Regions from separate parts of the Mus musculus genome. Here region 1 is linked to region 2. A link is a loop called in an ENCODE intact Hi-C map of the cell type or tissue named here. Cell type or tissue: heart. All regions are shown on one strand. Each heading gives the region's core, and the rest is flanking DNA. Links, peaks and the distances in the headings are about the cores only.

Evidence for each region. Hi-C counts contacts between places; a loop is a spot of excess contacts. Peaks named below come from ENCODE experiments on the same cell type or tissue, not always from the same donor. Only the 100,000 strongest peaks of a DNase experiment are listed, where the experiment ranks them.
Region 1: a loop joins it to region 2, with 2.0 times the contacts of the local background. A loop is called at or near these places in 4 of 42 quality-filtered maps.

Annotation. Positions count from the first base shown.
Region 1 is chr17:29,164,965-29,174,302 of GRCm38, forward strand. It overlaps Cpne5 (copine V), which reads right to left. Exons shown (of 21, transcript NM_153166.2): 12 at 8,361-8,436; 13 at 4,441-4,494; 14 at 1,754-1,815. Among named protein-coding and RNA genes, the nearest start is that of Rab44, 55 kb to the left of the region's middle. In heart, for the core only: a CTCF peak has its summit at 4,418; DNase peaks (open chromatin) are centred at 2,640, 6,377, 7,337 and 8,389; H3K27ac peaks cover 1,415 bases; H3K27me3 peaks cover 416 bases.
Region 2 is chr17:29,115,867-29,125,204 of GRCm38, forward strand. It overlaps Rab44 (RAB44, member RAS oncogene family), which reads left to right. Exons shown (of 14, transcript NM_001364848.1): 2 at 4,976-5,194. The coding sequence starts at 4,988. Among named protein-coding and RNA genes, the nearest start is that of Rab44, 6.4 kb to the left of the region's middle. In heart, for the core only: no CTCF peak of the experiment used is centred there; a DNase peak (open chromatin) is centred at 5,015; H3K27me3 peaks cover 406 bases.

The DNA.
Region 1 (9,338 bases), core at 513-8,512, 49 kb after region 2:
ACGGCCGGCTGTCCCTTTCTCTCTGAACTTGGCCTCCTTTGTGCCCAACCTCCTTTGAGCAGGTGAGGTCAGGGCTCACTGGGTTTCTGGTTCAAATTCAGATTAATGGTTAAAACATGACAGAGTCAAAATCCACGCTAAGCACCTTGAGAGGGAAGAACAGGATACTACCCACAATGCTGTCTGGCCCAAAACCCAACCCAGAACCTGAGCTTCTACAGCTCTACCCTAGTTCTTTCTCTTTGTTTTCTTTTTCACTTAGTTTTGAGATGGGGATTCGGTGTGCAGCTCTGGCTAGCTTAGAACTTGCTATGTTACCAGGCTGGTCTTGAACTCATGAAAAGCCTTCCACCTTTGCCTTTCGATTGCTTGGATTAAAGGTTGCACCACTACACCCAGTCTCTAAGTCGACAGAAAATACAGGTGACAGGGAGAACGTCTGGCCCAGGAATCTCATTTTTATTCCTTTTTGGTTCAGCCGGCAGGGGAGGGAAGCCAGGATGCCTCCTGCCGGGACACACTCCCTCTGCTCCTGAACGTGCCTGTGGTTTTAGCAGCCCCTTGCCTCCATCATGGCCATCCCATGATCAGCTTTTATCGTATCCAGCCCCACTGGGACACAGCCTAGGAGGCTAGCATTACTAATCAGCCAGGAACAATAGGAGCCGGGACAGCACTCAGGTGGTGCAGAATGGAGATAAGGTCTCAGTCCCGCCCGCTATGTAAATCAGGAGTGCTATGCAAATGAGATGGAGAGCAAAATGTGGCTTGTTTGAAGATTGCCAGGTGCTAGGAAGATGAAGGTTGGCTGCTTAATGGAATATAGAAGAGAGGTTTGGGGCATTTTTTTTTTCTTCTTTAATGCAGAAAGGCTAGAGGAGGCCTTTGGATACCCAGAGGGTGTGTGTATCTGGGTATCCAAAGGCCTCCTCTAGCCTCTCTGCATGGATCCACTATGGCTGCCTTTGCAGAGCTGGGGGCACAGCTCAGGGGTACAGCACTTTTCTTGCATTAAAGAAAGAAAGAAAAAAAAAAGCCTCAAACCTCTCCTGCCGGGCTGGGATGCGCCCTGGGTAGCTGCCCTGCCTGGCTCCTCTCAGGCAGGGGCAGTCATCCCTCACCTGCACCTGTGGGCTCTCGGCTGCCCACGCCCTGACCTGGCAGCCGCCTGCAGGGAGTGTACCAGGGAGGCCCCTCTTTGGAATCGGGCCATTTCTAGTAAGCTCTTGGCTGAGGCAGCCTGGCTGTGCTGCCTGTCATGGCCTGGAGGTCACCCCTCTGCAGTTCCTTTTGCTCTTTCAGCTTGGGGTTGGACACCTGCTGTCCCTGGGACTGTCCCCTAATGTCCCTCCCGACAGGTTCCTTGCCCCACACTTAAACTCTGGCAGGAGCGATACTCACAGAAAGAACATGACTCACCCACAGTAACTCAGGAAATTCAAGGCAAACAGGGACCTAGAACCTGCATCTCCTGATGCCTGTGCAGAGCACTTTCTACCTCCCACTCCTTGGCTCTGTCACAAGAGCTCCTACCTCCACCAGGGCCTCTCTCTGCTCAGGAATTCCACATGACCCAGGCAGGTGTCCTGGGCTTGGAATCCAGAGGTAGGCAGAGTTCTCAGCTCTAAGGTGGAGTCTCCTGGGAGCCCAGTGTTGGGCTCCAGTTGGGGCCTTGTGGGGCACGCTCTGGTTACATGGTATGGAGCCCTGCCCTCTCCCTGGGGCTGGGGAGGCCAGGCCCTGTTTCTCTCACCCTCCTTTGATGTAATCCAGGAAGGTACTCTCTGACTCTACCGCAAAGGAAAGCAGGGTGACCTGGGAAAAAAAGGGAGTGTGGTTAGTGGAGAGCCCAGGGGATGGCCAGGATCCGATGGCACACTCTGCCTGTGGGCCGTTTTCAGGGACTGGTTTCCCTAGTGCCTGTGGCCATCCCACGGAGGACGTTTATCTCCATTTTACAGCCAAGGAAACTGAGGTTCCAAGGCAGCTGCCAGGATGTGGCACAGTGGGAATATGAGCCTAGTAGGTCTGAATTCAGAACCTCCCTGACTTTCATGTCAAGACAGGGTCTCACCTAGCCCGAGCTGCCCTTGAACTCCTGTGTAGCCAAGGATGACATTGAGCCACATTTAACTTAACTTTGATAACCCAACTGCTGAAGCACAGGGCTCGGGGTAAGGGACCAGGCATCCTCCAAGTGAGCCCTGGGGAAACCCAGAGCCCTGGCCTGCAGTATGGAGGCCTGGGGAATCTTTCTGATGTAGATCCAGCCACCCGTCCATGCCTGTGTCTCTGACTGGCATGGAGCCCACGCCTCTGTCTCTGAACTGTTCTCTTCTCTGGCCTTGCCTGTCATGCTCCCTTCCGGGGTGCTGTTCAGTCTCTACCCCTTCACCCCCAAGACCCTCTGAGTATCCCATCCTTTCCCCACAGGTGCCTCCTACTCAAGATTCCTCTTGACTTGAAGCCTCCTGCCTTCTGTGCCCCAAGGGACTGTGGCAATGGCTCTGCCCACTTAGGCAGCCTGCCGCAAAGAATTCTGGGCCACGGAGAGGAGGAAGAGCAAGGCACCTGAAGGGGGGGAGGGGCGGAGACCAAGGCCTCCCGGCTGGTGTGGTCTAAGTGTCAGCTCAGCTAAGCCAGCTGTGACAAAGCTGAAGTCCCTCAACAAGAAGGTCTGTGTGCAGTGGTCCCGGAGAGCCACACCCAGGGGCACGGTGTGCCAAGCACCTGAGAGGCCACTGAACCTCCTCCCAGGGGTGGTGGCTCAGCCAACCAGAAAGAGCTGCAGCAACAGCCCAGGTGGAGCCTCTGAAGAAGACACCAGAGTTTCTCACCCTGTCCAGCTGCCCAGCCCCAACGCTGGCCAGTGCGAGCTTCTGAGTCTTCAGGTCTGAGCAATGGATCTTTGGGGAACTTTGTTTAACTCTTCCCATGAGTGCCCCCGCAGCAGGGATGGCCCCACCCCACCCCAGGCCCTGGGAGGCCTGTGCTGTTCCTAGCTCCGTGTGGGGCCTGGAATAGATCCCTTCTCTTCATTGCTAGGAAGGCTGGTCAAAAGGAATGGTTTCGAGACCTTTTTCATTTTGGTTGCACATCTAAAGAACTGCCATTCTGGGGAGGTCCTGCCTCCTCTGGGGCACTTAGGATGTGTGTTTGGGGTGGGGGGGGGGGAATTACCCAGGTCTAATGGCAAAGACTGGGCGTGCTTCTATTGTGAATGGGGAAGGCCTGTGAGCACAGGGCACTGCCCAAACAAATGCTGTTTCTACCTGGGGGACACTGCAGTCAGGGACATCAGCGCATCCAAGTCCCCGAGTGTGAAGAAGCCCCACACAGAAGAGTCTTGATTGGAAGGAGCGGTACACAGGAGAGTCTTGGTTCATTTCTCCCACACATGAGCGGAGTATGGGACAATCAGAGGCCTACCTTCCATAGGTCTGTCACCACCCCCAGTGCTGGCTCCATTTTACATGTGGGGTTGCTCCAAGGAGGATGGGATTCGGGGAGAGAACTCTTCTGAGCCTAGTGACTACATTACCTGACAGAGACATCTCTCTCAGGAATAAGGGTCAGAGGAGGGAAAGAGGGCACAAACCCAGGTACATTTGCATAGCAAATATACGGACCCATTCTAGAATAGACAACAGAGAAAGCCCAGATCTCTCATGTTGAACATGGGAACAGAGAGCTCCGTGCAGTGTGGTCATGCAGCATGGCTCACCAGAACAAGGTGGCCCTCCTCCCGGCCCCAGGGCTTCTCCAACACCAGTAACCACATCTACAGCTGCCCCCAGGGCCTTTGCATATGCTGTTTTTGAGGGCTGGGTCCCTTTATTCTGTATTTATTCTGTATTCTATATTTATTATGTATTCTCAATATCTGATCCATTCTGTTTCACCTTCCCCCACAGCTCTTGAAATCATTTCACTGATGTGTGTGCAGGTACTAAAGAACCCTCTGCCTCCCCTGTTATAAGCACCAGGGACCTGGGTCTTCCGTTTCCTGCCTGTGTCATTTGCCCGTATGGTTCTGCTGAGAGCCCAGCACATATTTGCTGAATGTTAGAATGTCCAGCCCACCAGCCCTCACAAATCAAGGACCAAAGTGGTCTCTGGTGGTAACAGTTACTCAGCGGCAGTGCCTGCTGCTGCCCACGCAGGATGAAAGGTGGAGTTGACTCCTGCATGACTCTTCGCTGTCTAACCTTGACTGAGTCACTTCCCTGCTCCTCTCCATGATAGTGGATGCCAGTGTGGCCTCTCACAGTGCCCAGTTCCTGGGGATTCCCCACATGCACACCCGCTTTTCCTTCCTGCAGAGATTCCCTGAGGCTGATGGTTCTCTGCTACCCACTCACCTAGATGGGACCCCTGCCCTTCAGCCTGGCTTTTGGCTCAGGGCAATGCCCCTCCATTGCGACAGGGGGCGCTACTCACCGTGCCAGAATTCACGTATTTCTTTTTCTTCATTTTCTTTTTTGGATTTATCACCTGTAGGGAAAAGTAACCACTGTTTGAAAGCAGTCGGGACAGTTTCGGGGCTCCCAGCAGACCTGGGTGTGGCTTGGGCATCAGCCCAGCAGGGTACGGGTGTGACCGCAGCTTGGGAAGGGCTTTGCCAGGCTTTGTGAGATGCTGGCACTTGGGCATCCTCATTAACCCTGAGTCCCAGTATCCATCACACTGAGACAGTTTCTTTAGCTTTGTCTCCCAATACCCTTAAACCTGCCAGAGCAACCAGGTGTTGCAAGACAACTCTGCCCACGCCTGCCTGTGCTGGCTGGGCCGCTCTTTTACCCCCTACACATTTGCAGTCCTGCCTTCCCCATTCTCCTTGGGGCTCCCACTCAGGGGTGCCCTGAGCCTATGAGCCTGGCTCTGGGCCACCCTGACCCACAGTAGGAAGCTTCCAAACCAAACCTGCTCGTCCCATGACAAGGCTCCGCACAGTAGGCTCTGTAAAGACTCAGGATGTCTCTGTCCCCCCACTAGTGACAACAGTGGGTGACACCCTTCACCCCTGACATCTAGTAAAGTCTGTAGGTGGTTGTCACCACTCGGGGAGCGGGTGGGAGGTCAAGACGCTGCCTCAGAGCAGTGACCCAGCTGTAGTTGTGGTTACTGGTGTTGGAGAAGCCCTGGGGCTGGGAGGAGGGCCACCTTGTCCTGGTGAGCCATGCTGCACGGAGCTCTCTGTTCCCAGGCTCAACACGAGAGATCTGGGCTTTCTCTGGTGTGCAATCAACAGAGCCAGGCTGTTCTCAAACTCTTATCCCCTCTCCCACATGGCATATCCCACGTGCCTCTCTTGGGGATCTTTCCTATGTCTTTTTATTTGTTGTTTTTTCAAGACGGCATTCCCTACATAGCTCTGGCTGGCCTGGAACTTGCTCTGTAGACCAGGCTGGCCTTGAACTCGGAGATCCACCATCTGCCTCTGCCTCTCAAGTGCTAGGATTAAAGGCGTGCGCCACCAGCTTCCTGTCTTCCCTCCCTATGTCTTTAACTGCAGTTTCTTCGGTCTAACAAGGATTGATGCCCACTTCAGAGACGAAGGGAACCAGGACACAGAGATGCCAGGCGATTTGCTTAAGTCACACAGCCATCTGGGTAGACACAGGAAGAGAAACCTGTCTCCAGGCCAGCGGTGCATACGTACAGAGCTGTCACCCGTGATGGATGAGTGACAAGTTCAAATGGGAGGGCTGGCATCATGCTCAGGTGGGGACTGAGGCTGGGTCTGAGATGCTGAACATCCTAGAAGTGCCTCTCTAGCCATGGGGCAGCCTTCTCTAATACCACCTGGCTGCCAGGCAGAAGGGCAGAGTTGCAGACTCAACATTAATGTTTACCCAGCTGAGCTTATTCGGGGTTTGGAACAAAATGTACCTCCGACCCCTGCTTCACGGTTCCCTGCAGCAGAGTGGAGCGAGCAGAACACGGTTTAGGGGTGTAGATTTCTTTATAGTACCTCTTAGACTCATTTTGGTTTGCTTTCTATTGTTGAGACAGGGGTCTCACCGTGTAGTCTAGGCTGGCCTTGAGGTCACATTCCCCTGCTTCTGCTTTCTGAGTGGTGGGGACCACAGATACACACAACCGTGCCTGACACATTTCTTTGAAGCCTTTGGCATTATCTTTAAATTAACGTGTAGTCAGTCACACTTCCGCTCTCTGAACCTACTCTTTTTTTTTTTTTTTTATGTTAAAGCAACCGTTGGCGTCAGATCTGAGCGAAGTGGACAGTGAGTTAGCACCCTGTCTGCTCTGAGCTCTCCTGGGATTTCCTAGAACCTCCCTCATCCTAGCCTCTCTAGCTACAAGTGACTGTCAGGCTTCACACAGGGCCACAGCACCCCCTAGGGACGCTACAAGGAACTGGCCCGCTCCACTAGGCGGCTACCTTTCCCCATGTCTGAAATCTGGTTTCCTGTGCACCAGGCTGCTGGGAATGCAGAATGAACCGGCCCACCTCTGAGGGTCTCATGGTCATGGAAAGGCCCCAGGCACAACCTCGGGAAGAAGAGTGTGCCTGTAGAGACTTGCAAAGGTGATGACTTCCTTGAGGGGACATTTGAGAAAGCCTCTGGGGACCATATTGATCAGAAGTGGGACCATATTGACTCAGTAGAGTCCTTGGGGAGGCAGCAGCTTCAGTGCTCGGGGCCCAGACAGACATGAGCCGTGCCTCTCTTCACAGAAGGAGCACACTCCCCTCTGTAGGCCCGTGGGGCTCAGGTGTGGTGACAATGGGGTCAGGTTAATACTCAGTGCCAGCTTAAGTGGAGATCTGCCTTAACATTAGAGAGTGGGGGTGTGGGGTGAAGTTCATTTCAAGGCAACACGGAGCCACACCCAGAGCATTCTGGTCACTGTGGAGGTTAGAAGAGACTAGAATCCTATTGCAAAGCCCCACACCCTGCAGAGGATGGTGGGAGCTCAGGAGGTGGGGGGGGGGTGTGCTGTTGGGGATCACTGGAGGGGTTGGAGACTGGAGGCTTGTCTGGGGCTGTCAGAAGGACAGTAGGACTTGAAGAGGCTCAGCGTCTGAGTGATTCTTTAGCAGAGGCTGGGTCCCAGGAACAGCTGCTTTAAAAGTGTGTCCCGCCAGGGTGGCTTCAGGGTTGGAGGTGGGGTGTTGACTGGTGAGGACCTTTTTCACACTCCTGACTCTAGCAAGGGCTTCCTGGGCCCACTTGGCCTCCTGGTGACACCCCTTGGGTCCAAAGCTGCCCCCCCGGGGGTGGGGGCGGGGCGCCAGAAACGGAGGTGGTTTTCCCCTGGCTCAGGCAGCTCGTATCTTGTTGATTGCAAAGAGGCTGTCTGAGGAAACGGAAGGAAACCGGCCGCCCCATCTGTGCAGCTTCCGATTTCCATTTCACCCAAGACTTCACAGCCACTGGAAGCCAAACCCCAAGAGAGATAACTGCTCCACCCACTTCCCAAAGAAAGGTACAGTCTGCCTTGCCTGGGCTAGGGGACTCCTTCCCCAAAACCACTATGAAGGTCGGAAAGATAGTTCAGTGGTTAAGAGCACTGGCTACTCCTCCAGAGGACCACAAGCTTTGTCTGAAGACGTGGGGCCACTCTGGAGTTGGGACCTCAGGTCTTGGCTTGTTAGACATCTTTCCCTTCCTTCCTGGTGCTCTTCCTGTGGTGTGTGTTGGAGGTGTGTGTGTAGGGCCGGGGAATGGTGGTGTGTGTGTGGGGGAGGGGAGTGGCTATTAAATTACTTTTATAAAAATTTATTTATTTATTTTTATGTATGTGAGTACACTGTAGCTATACAGAGCTGTACAGATGGTTGTGAGCCTTCATGTGGTTGTTGGGAATTGAATTTTAGGACCTCTGCTCGCTCCAAGTCAACCCCTCTTGCTCCAGTCAGGCCTGCTGGTTCAGTTCCTGCTTTCTCTGGCCCAAAGATTTATTTATTATTATACATTATTATACACCAGAAGTGGGCGTCAGATCTCATTACGGATGGTTGTGAGCCACCCTGTGGGGGCTGGGATTTGAACTCAGGACCTTCAGAAGAGCAGTCAGTGCTCTTACCCGCTGAGCCATCTCGCCAGCCCGCACCCAGGACTTTCTTAAGGACCTATCAGAAGTGTTCTGCAAGGGGTGGAACTCAAGAACTTGGAAGTCAGATGACTTAGCGCTGTGTGTTTGTGTGGGGGTATGGTGTATGGTTGGGTGTGTGGTGTATGAGGTGTGTGGGGAGATCTGTGAAATGGAAACATGAAACCCACCTTGTGAGACAATCCGGAAATCCCTGGCCCCAACCCCTCTCAGAGCTCCTGGGTCCTTGCTGACCCAGCACCCCCATGAGGAGAGACCCCACCCCTGGAGCATCTTACCTCATAGATGTTGAACTGACTCTGGCCACGTGCCAGCTCCCGGTAGCTGGTGGTGAACTCCCCAATGAAGTCATGGCTGCAAGAGAAGATGCTGCTGAGGCTGGAGGCCCAGGGTACCGATGGATGTCGATGTCGCCCACTACAGCCTCTCCCAGACCTGCCCCGCCCCCATTCTGCCAGGGCCTCCACCCCAAGTCACAGAGTATGGGAAGGGAGCCGTGGACCAAGAAAGCCAGGCTACTTGACAGAATTCGGAGTCCCAGAGGAAGGAGCCACAGGTCTGCTTGGATTCTCATTTAAATGAGCAAGAGAAGGCATCTGGGGACAATCTCTGCAGAGGGAACGACTCTGGATGACAGTCAAGTACTGTTCAATGTCAGGTGGGATAACTGCATTGAGAGTTACGTGGCAGAAATGTGCTTATTTTTTTAGACATTTCTAATGAAATATTTAGGGGTAAATGCCACCGTGGAATCTCCTTTAAATTGCATTAGTAAAATATAGATAAGGTGATACAGTAAAATTTAACAATTGTCAAATTCAAGTGACTGGCTTAAAGGTATTCATTAGCTCCGCACTGCTGAGACAGTTTCCCCAAACAGGGCCTCACTACGTAGCCCTGGCTGTCCTGAAACATTCTAATGTAGACCAGGCTGGCCTAGAACTCCACTTGCCAATGCCTCCTGAGTGCTGGGATTAAAGGTTCATCCACTGTACCCAGCTCAATAACATTTAAAAAAATTGTTTGTTTGTTTTTTTTTTTTTTTTTGGTTTTTCGAGACAGGGTTTCTCTGTATAGCCCTGGCTGTCCTGGAACTCACTTTGTAGACCAGGCTGGCCTCGAACTCAGAAATCCGCCTGCCTCTGCCTCCCGAGTGCTGTTTATTTTATTTTTATTAATATTTTGGGCTTTCGGAGACACTGTCTTGTGCATCCCAGCTTAGTCGTGAACTTGTGTCGGCAAGGGTGGCCTTGAAC
Region 2 (9,338 bases), core at 822-8,821:
CATCTGGCCAGGTCTGTGCCTTTATCCGCTCACAGGGAGTACACGGTGCTTCTGTGACTTTCTGAGCTCAGGGCCAGCCCTGGCTGCCCAGGAAGCACAGCTGGCCTGCATGTGGACAGCTCTGAAGTCTTTGTCCCATCCAGGGCTGCTTCCCTGGTGTGTCCGCTTCCTTACAGAGTCGTGGTTCCAGAAACGGCCCTGGGGAGGTCCGTCCTGGGTGAGACAGGCAGCCAGTTTCAAGGAGACTCACTCCTTCAGTTTCTGGTTGGCTCTGTGTGGAGCCCAGCTGTTACTTGGACGACTTTGAGCCTCATGCCCATCAGTGACATCATCACTGTTGTCAATGTGGCCTTTACCCAGCAGTCCCCGGGGACCCGACACCCAACTCGATCAGGGCCAACAAATATTTGCTAACTGCCAGCTGAATGCCAAGCACTGGTGTATAGTTTAGTAAAAGGTGATTCGAATTTGCAGGATAAACGAGTTGAAGACGTTTCTGAGAATGGAAATTGAGAAAGTGGAACCAGAAAGGGGGTACTCCTTGCTGGGGTGGCGTGGTTTTAACTTTAATTTTCTTGCTTGAGCCTCACATGATTCTGGTGGTAAATGTTACTCTGATTTTTGCTTTTCCTTAGCTTGTATGTGAGTGTGTATGTGTGTGTGTGTCTGTGAGCTTGTGAGCGTGAGTATGTCTCTGTGTGTGATTGCGTGTTTTAGAGAGCATGTGTGAGTATGTCTGTGAGTGTGTGAGAGTGTGTATGAGTGTATGTGTGTTGAGCATGTATGTGTGAATGTGTGTATGTGTGTGTGAATGTGTATGCATATGTAAGTGTGTATGAGTGTGTGTGGGCATGAGCGTGAACATGTGTTTAAGTATGTATGACTGTGTGTGTATGTGTGTGTGTGTGTGTGTGTGTGTGAGAGAGAGAGAGAGAGAGAGAGAGAGAGAGGCAAGGTCTCACTCTGTAGAATACGCTGGTCTTGAATGCACTGTGGTCTCTGTCTTAGCCTCCCAGGGATTATTGGCAGACATCACCACACCCAGATACTTGTCTGCTTCTAGTGAGGAAACTGAGTCACTGAGAGGGTGAGTGGGTTGCCTGAGGCTGCCTTACTGGAGAGAGCAGGGCCAGGAGGGAAAGAAGAGCTCCACCTGACTTCAGAGCTCGCTCCCCATAGAGCCTCCTTTCCCTTGACTCTAGGCCTCTACTGTTACCTGCCCTCAGCAGGTCTCTCCTTGACTGTATGTCCTTGAGGCTGGAGCTGCCCCCTAACAGTCATAAAGGGGAGGGGCTTTCCTCTTAGGGGGATGTTGTAGGGAGGTGGACAGTGGCTTTCTGGGTGTGGGTGAATGTGGCCAAGGAGGGGTACATGCCCCATCACTGTTTGGTGCAGTATAGGGGTGACACATGCAGAAAATACTGGTGACATTCAGGCGGCTGAATGCAAGGACTTTCTAGCCTTTTCCTAGAAATCTGCAGAACTGGGCTGATAGCAGTGACTGATATACCCTGGCGTCACTTGTCCCACTGACCAATATACTGTGAGACGGAGGCATTTGCCCCAGTTTACTTCTTATCCACGTGCCCCTCTGCACCCACACTCTCTGACGTCTGTGTGTTTACTGTAACAGTCGGAAGGCAGGTGACAGGATCACCCCTCCCCAGCAGATATCTTTGTGGACAGGGTCTTCCCATGCAGCCCTGGCTGGCCCCGAACTCACTGTGGAGACCAGGCTGCCACTGAACTCAGAGATCCTTCTGTCTCTACCTCTGGAGTGCTGGGATTAAAATGTGTGCTACCACGCCTGGCTCAATCAAAGTCTTAAAAGAGGGTCCCATCCTGACTCTAATGCCTTCAGCGTGCCGAGTGAACCCATGGGAAGTAATGGTTTCAGATATAACCTATGTTCACATTTCTGTAGTTGTTTCCTAAGTATATCTCAAAAAATCATTTATTTAAGTGTGTGTGTGTGTGTGTGTGTGTGTAGGTTAGTGAGGAGCCTACAGGGTCAGTTCTCTTATTTTACCATGTGTATTCTGAAGTTCAAACTCAAGGCATGCTTGGTGACAAGCGCTTTTATCTGCTGGGCCATCTCACCAGCATGCATGCGCATATATATATACATATACACATATATACACACACGCGTGTGTGTGTGTGTGTGTGTACATGCATGTGCATATGTGTTGAATGGGTATATGTGTCCATGTACACACATGCATGGGCCAAAGTGTGTTGCCTGCTGTGATCCTCCGTTTCTCTCTGTCCTTAAGAAAAGGAATCTGGTCTCAATTAGATGCTCATAGCTTTGGCTAGAGGGGCTGGCAGCCTCCCAGCGTCCACCTGCTTAACCCCCATCTTTGGGTCAGAGGCATGCAGTCCTTTCTGACTTTGTTATGTGGTGCCAGGTGTTTGAAGTCAGGACCTCAGGCCTGCACAGCTGGCGCTCTCCTCAGCTCTGGCCTTGTGAGTGATGGATGAGGTAGCGGGTGTGCGCCTCTGCACCTGGCTCCAGATCCCCCTTTCCCCTCCCTTTTTAGCTAGGGAACCCAGTTGGAGATTGTGTATCATCTCTAAGTTCATTTCTCTTCAGTCTCTTTTTCTTTCTTTCTTTCTTTCTTTCTTTCTTTCTTTCTTTCTTTCTTTCTTTCTTTCTTCCTTCCTTTCTCTATCTCTCTCTCCCTCTCCCTCTCTCCCTCCCTCCCTCCCTCCCTTCTTTCTTTCTTTCTTTATTTCTTTCTTCCTTCCTTTCTCTCTCTCCCTCTCCCTCTCTCCCTCCCTCCTTTCTTTCTTTCTTTCTTTCTTTCTTTCTTTCTTTCTTTCTTTCTTTCTTCCTTTCACCAGTATTGGTGTGTGTTGTGACTGTCCTTTGGCAGGGAGAGGCCCAGAGATGCCAGATCTGCTGCTGCCTGCAGCATAAGGCTGGACACACACACACAGACACACAGAGTGAACATTTTCATTAAACTTTAGGACTATACAGGGAATGAGGTTGCCTCCTTTGAGCTCTGTGCTGTTGTAGGGGATGGGGTGGGGGTGGGGCTCATCCAGGAGAGGATTTGCGACTGTCTCCTGTCCCTTAGATTGGCCACCATCCCTGCAGCAGACCCTCTGAGCTCCTCTCAGCCTGTAACCTTCCATCTTGAGCTCCGTTGGAATCTGCTTCCCCCTCCCAACCTTCCAATCCTTCTGCAAATCCTATACTCTTCCTCAAATACCACCAGCCTCCTCTCCACTCCGCTCATGTCCCGACACCCTGGGTATCAGTGTCTTCCACTTCACTAGTGCAAGGGGCCCAGCCTTAGTGTCCAGCTGGAAGCATGGGGGTGCCTGCAGAGAGGGCTTGGAAGTGGCTGGTGGCAGCCATGTGGGGATGGTGACTGAGACTGGAAAGTGTTAGCTAGATGGGGTGGTGCTTTGGGATGTAGGGAACTGGGATGGGAGGAAGTCTGGTGTTCAGGGAACCATCAGTGGGTCTCAAGTGGTTCCCACAGACGATGCGGACACTTGGAAGGAAGAAGAAGCTGTGTCATGTAGACCCTAAGAACGGGAGAGGCAGGGACACTTCCATTTGTGTTAAGGAGAGAAATGAGAGCCAGGGATCAGTGGGTAAGAGCGCATGGGGCACCAGCATAAGGACCAAAGTTCAAATCCCCAGCATGTATGTAAAAGCCAGGCATGGCCACATGTGCCTGTGAGCTCCCTCCCCCAACAGTAACAGAAGATCACTGGGGCTGACTTGCTGGCCAGTCTAGCCAGTTCTAGGTTCTTTGAGAGACCCCGTCTCAATGGAGTAAGGCAGACAGTGAGAATAGGGCATCTTGTGTCCTCCTCTGGCATCTGGGAACACACACACCATATATGCACACACATATATACACATACACACATACGTATATATACATACATACCTACATGGACACATACACACATACATACACACCCACATATACACATGTATACAGACATATATACACAAATATATATGCACACATATACACACATATACATACATATATACATGTACATACATATATACACATATATACATATGTATATACACACAAATATATATACATGTATACAACATATACATACACATATGCAAACATATGCACAAATACATATACATTCACATAATACACATTTTCACCACCCATACACTTATACACATACACCGATATGTACATATACACTCATACATACATATGGACACACACACATATATGTGTATATGTATATATATATACATATACATGCACACATATATACACATATATGCATATGCACAAATACATATACACACATACACACATGTACACATGCATATATAAATATATACAAATACATATACACATGTACACACATACACATATACACAAATACATATACACATATACACACATATACACAAATACATACATATACAAATATACACATAATATACATACATATACACACATGCATATACACAAATACATATACATGTACATATACACACATACACATAACACAACACACACACACATACAATGTATTGAAAGGGGGGAAAGATGGAGGGATGAGGCTGAGGAGGGAACAGTAGAGCTTAAGATCAGTTACTCTGATGCTGTTGGAGTCCAGAACCTGAGCTGGAGCAAGGACAGCAGGAGTTGTCCAGGAGCAATTCTGCCTCCAGACAGCAAAATCCCAAAGATTCGAAGGCAGGACCTTCCTGTCTTGTGTTCCTCCTGCAGCTGTCAGTGCAGGCTTCCAGACTGGCACAGAGACTGGAGGAGTTAGGCGAAGAGCTCAGAAGGCAGCTGGAAGTGAAGGGGGTCTTCCACAGGGCAGGGGCTTGAGCAGGTGGATGTGGACCAGGCTATGCAGGGGCTCTGTCAGCCATGGAAGGATGGGGACACTGGCTGTGCTCAGTAGCTGGGGAACGGGGATGGATTCAGTGGTTCATCACCCTTTTCTCCTCTGTCCCCAGGCCTGAGGCACAATGGAGAAAGGAAAGGGAGTGTCCAGAAAAGGCCGGAAGCTGGCATCCAGCCGGCGGAGGCAGGCACGAGAGCCAGCTGACGGTCAGGATGCCCCCGTGGCCGCGGAGGCTGAGTCCTGGCCCTCTGATGCTGATGCGGAGCTTCAGGGCTTCTTCCAGGACTGTGGAGCCAAGGAAAGGGGCTTTGTTACCCGGGAGGATCTGGCGGTGAGCATGGGGCCCTGGAATCACACCTGGAATCCTTTCGTGCAGATTCTTGAATTTTCCTATTCTAAGGCTTAGCTTGCTTGCTTATTCCCTCCTGCATCCAAATTCACTCTCAGATAGTATTAAGAATTTGTTTATACCAACACATAGGTGACTGATGAGGCTTAAAATATTACCCTTTCCTGGAAACATTTGCATTTTAACAAAGGAGAGAACTTTGTGCCCCAGAAATAACTCAAATATAGTGATGTGTGAGTGTTTTAAAAGACTTATTATTACTACTATTATTATTACTATTATTATTATGAGACAGGGCCTCTCTATACAGCCCTGGATGTCTTGGAACTCATTGTACAGACCAGGCTGTCCTTGAACTCACAGAGTTCAGTCTCTGCCTACTATGCTTGGCTATTTCTATTTTTTTTTTCTTTTTTTTTTTCAATCCTTTTTTTTTTAATTAGGTATTTTCCTCATTTACATTTCCAATGCTATCCCAAAAGTCCCCCATACCCTCCTCCCCACTCCCCTACCCACCCACTCCCACTTTTTGGCCCTGGCGTTCCCCTGTACTGGGGCATATAAAGTTTGCGTGTCCAATGGGCCTCTCTTTCCAGTGATGGCCGACTAGGCCATCTTTTGATACATATGCAACTAGAGTCAAGAGCTCCGGGGTACTGGTTAGTTCATAATGTTGTTCCACCTATAGGGTTGCAGATCCCTTTAGCTCCTTGGATACTTTCTCTAGCTCCTCCATTGGGGGCCCTGTGATCCAACCAATAGCTGACTGTGAGTATCCACTCCTTCTATTTCTATTATTTTTAATAGTGTGACACTGGGTAGGGGTGGCACACACCTTTAATTCCAGTGCTTAAGAGACAGAGGCAGGTGGATCTCTGTGAGTTGGAGGCCAGCCTGGGTTACACAATGAAACCCTGTCTCACCCCTGCTCCCAAACCCCCAATAATGTGCATACGTATGGACTTGTGTACAGTGATACATAGGTACCACAGAGTCCAGAAGACGGTCCTGGAGTTACATGCAGCTGTAAGCCACCTGACATGGGTGCTGGGAACCAAACATGGGTTCTCTGTATGAATAGTATGCACTGCTAACTGCTGGGCCATCTTTCCAACCCTTGTGAGAGAGATTTTCGAGACAGGTCTCTCTATGTAGCACCGTTTGGTCTCAATTCTCTTGCTTCAGCCTCCCCAGTCCTGGGATGACCGGTAGGCTCACCACACTTGACTTGGGGTGTTTAGAACAGGGATATTCATCTTGGGGAACAGTCAGAGTACTAGGGACTGAAACAGGTTAATGAGTGTAAGTCTCCCGAGGGACCACAGTGTGGCTTTCAGTAAGAGGCTTTGGCCCGTGGTCCAGACCAACATGGCTGACGATTTCTTCTTATTTAGTGCAAAAGGGCATGCGGGGGTCTGCTGCTACTTCTAGGTGTCACTCCACATTCCATTTTGTCCTTTCCCTATCTGGACGGTTGCTATAGGGACCCAGGTATGGCTCAGTTGGTAACGCACTTGCCTACCATGCACAAGGCCCCAGGTTCAGTTCTTGCCACCAGATAAAGTGAGCATGGTAGCACATGTGACCCCAGCACTCAGGAGCTGGGGGCAGGAGGGTCATAAGTTTGAAGTCATCCCTTCTACATATCCATCTTGTGTGCAGGTGGGTGGGAGCATGCACGCCACAGTGCATGTGTGGAGGTCAGAGGGCAACCTGTATGAATTGGTTCTTTCCTTCCATGGGGTCAAACTCAGGTTGTTAGGCTCAGAGGCAAGCACCTTTACCTGGTGAGCCATCTCACCAGCCAAAGAAAGATCTTATCTAATTTATTACTAATTAACCAGGGATTATAGCGAAATGTCATGAGCAGGGCACAGAGCCCTTGAGCTCAGAGACTTGTAGGCAGTGAGGGTAACGTGGCTCGGTTCAATTTGAAAAGATGGCTAATGTCCAACAGGCCCTGAATCCTCGCCAGAAACTGACTTCATCTTTCCTAGATGAAACTTTCAAGTTAATGAGTGACTTCAGTATGTCTGGGACTTTTAAAAATAAGATGTGTGTGTATTCGTGCATGGGTGTGTTCTTGTGCGTGTGTGTTTCTGCCACTGTGCAGTTCAAGCTTCTGGCCAATTCTCCTGTCTTTGTCTCCCATCCTGAAGTGTTGGGATTACAGGCGAGTCACCCAAATCTAGCCTTTAACATGGTGTTTGAAGATCAAACTCAGGCTTGCTTGGTAGTATGTGAAAGACTATTTCAGGGGAGCTGCAACATACACATGTACACACACACAACCACACATACATATGTATTCCACAAGCACACACACATGCATATGTACAGCACACATATATACATGCACATTCCACACACACATCCCACACATATGCACATGCACACATTCAACACACACACAATCACACATGCACACACACAGAGCTACTGGCTGTATGCAGAGAATCCATGACAGACCAAGGTCCAAATAGTTGAACCAATGAGTTTTTATTGGGGTTCCTAACAGGAGTAGGGGCGCAGAGTTACAGAAGCAGGATGGCCCAGAAGCAGCTGTATTATCAGAGTGCCCCACCCTAACTCGCAGTAATTCTGGAGCACTGCATAGTTTACAGGCAGTGCAAGAATCTCCTCTCTGCCTGGGGCTGGTCAGTGTCTCCTCCCACACAGGTTGTTTACTTATTCTATAAATCTGGGAAGGCTCCCTCCAGAGCCCTGCAAGCTTCAGCTTCCCTACACACGTGACTTCTGCTAGAAGAGTCTCCTGACTCCCTCTGTCTACTGGCAGGAATGTTTCGATTCAGAGGCAATTGCTTCACAACACACAGCGAGAACTTTTACCCTACTAAGCTGTCTCCTGGCCTGAGACTGGACCTTTTCATCAATGAGACTAGTTTGGTCTACATATCAAGTTCCAGGCTAGCCAGGGCTTCAGAGTGAGATCCTGTCTCAAAAACCAAAAAGAAGACAGTGAGATATGACCAGTCCATTCCCCTGGTACGGACAGTTCATGGCTGTTTTCCACCTCTGGATGGTCATGCAATCATAGAGTATGATCTTACCTTTTTGACTTAGTCTCAAGTCTCAGATAATTTTTCTTGTCATTATAAATAATTTCGCTGGGCATGGTGGTGCACAGCTTTAATCCCAGCACTCGGGAAGCAGAGGCAGGCGGATTTCTGAGTTTGAGGCTAGCCTGGTCTACAAAGTGAGTTCCAGGACAGCCAGGGCTGTACAGAGAAACCCTGTCTCAAAAAACCAAAAAAAAAAAAAAAAAAAAAAAAAAACCAAACAAAAAAATTTCCCTGTTTCTTGATGTATGAAAGACTTTGGTTCTTTCTTTCTTTCTTTTCTTGCTTTCTTTTTTTTTTTAAAGATTTTATTATATATATACACACACACATACATACACACACATATGAGTACACTGTAGCGGTCTTCAGAGACACCAGATCCCGTTACAGATGGTTGTGAGCCACCATGTGGTTGCTGGGAATTGAACTCAGGACCTCTGGAAGAGCAGTCAATGCTCTTAACCGCTGAGCCATCTCTCCAGCCCCGATTTGGGTTATTTCTAAAGGTGAAGCCTGGGTGTAGATTAAACCCATGGGACTTCTTGGATTTAATATATAAAATCATCCCTTAGGCCAAAACTAGTTCCTGTCTAGAAATTACACATGGAATTTGGAAATTCAAAATAGGTTCAACTTCCCTCCCCCCAACCCTCACAGTGGTTTTCTGTGTAGTCCTGGTTGTCTGGGAACTCACTCTGTAGACCAGGCTAGCCTTGAACACATAGAATCCACTGTCCTCAGCCTCCCGAGTGCTGGGATTAAAGGTGTAAGCCAACATGTGTTTGGCATAAGGGTTGAGAGTTTTTGTTTTTTTTTTTTTTTGTTTTTTTTTTTTTTTTTAAATTAAGATTTATTTATTTATTATATGTAAGTACATTGTAGCTGTCCTCAGACACTCCAGAAGAGGGAGTCAGATCTCGCCACGGATGGCTGTGAGCCACCATGTGGTTGCTGGGATTTGAACTCTGGACCTTCGGAAGAGCAGTCGGGTGCTCTAACCCACTGAGCCATCTCACCAGCCCAAGTTTTTGTTTTTTTTAAAG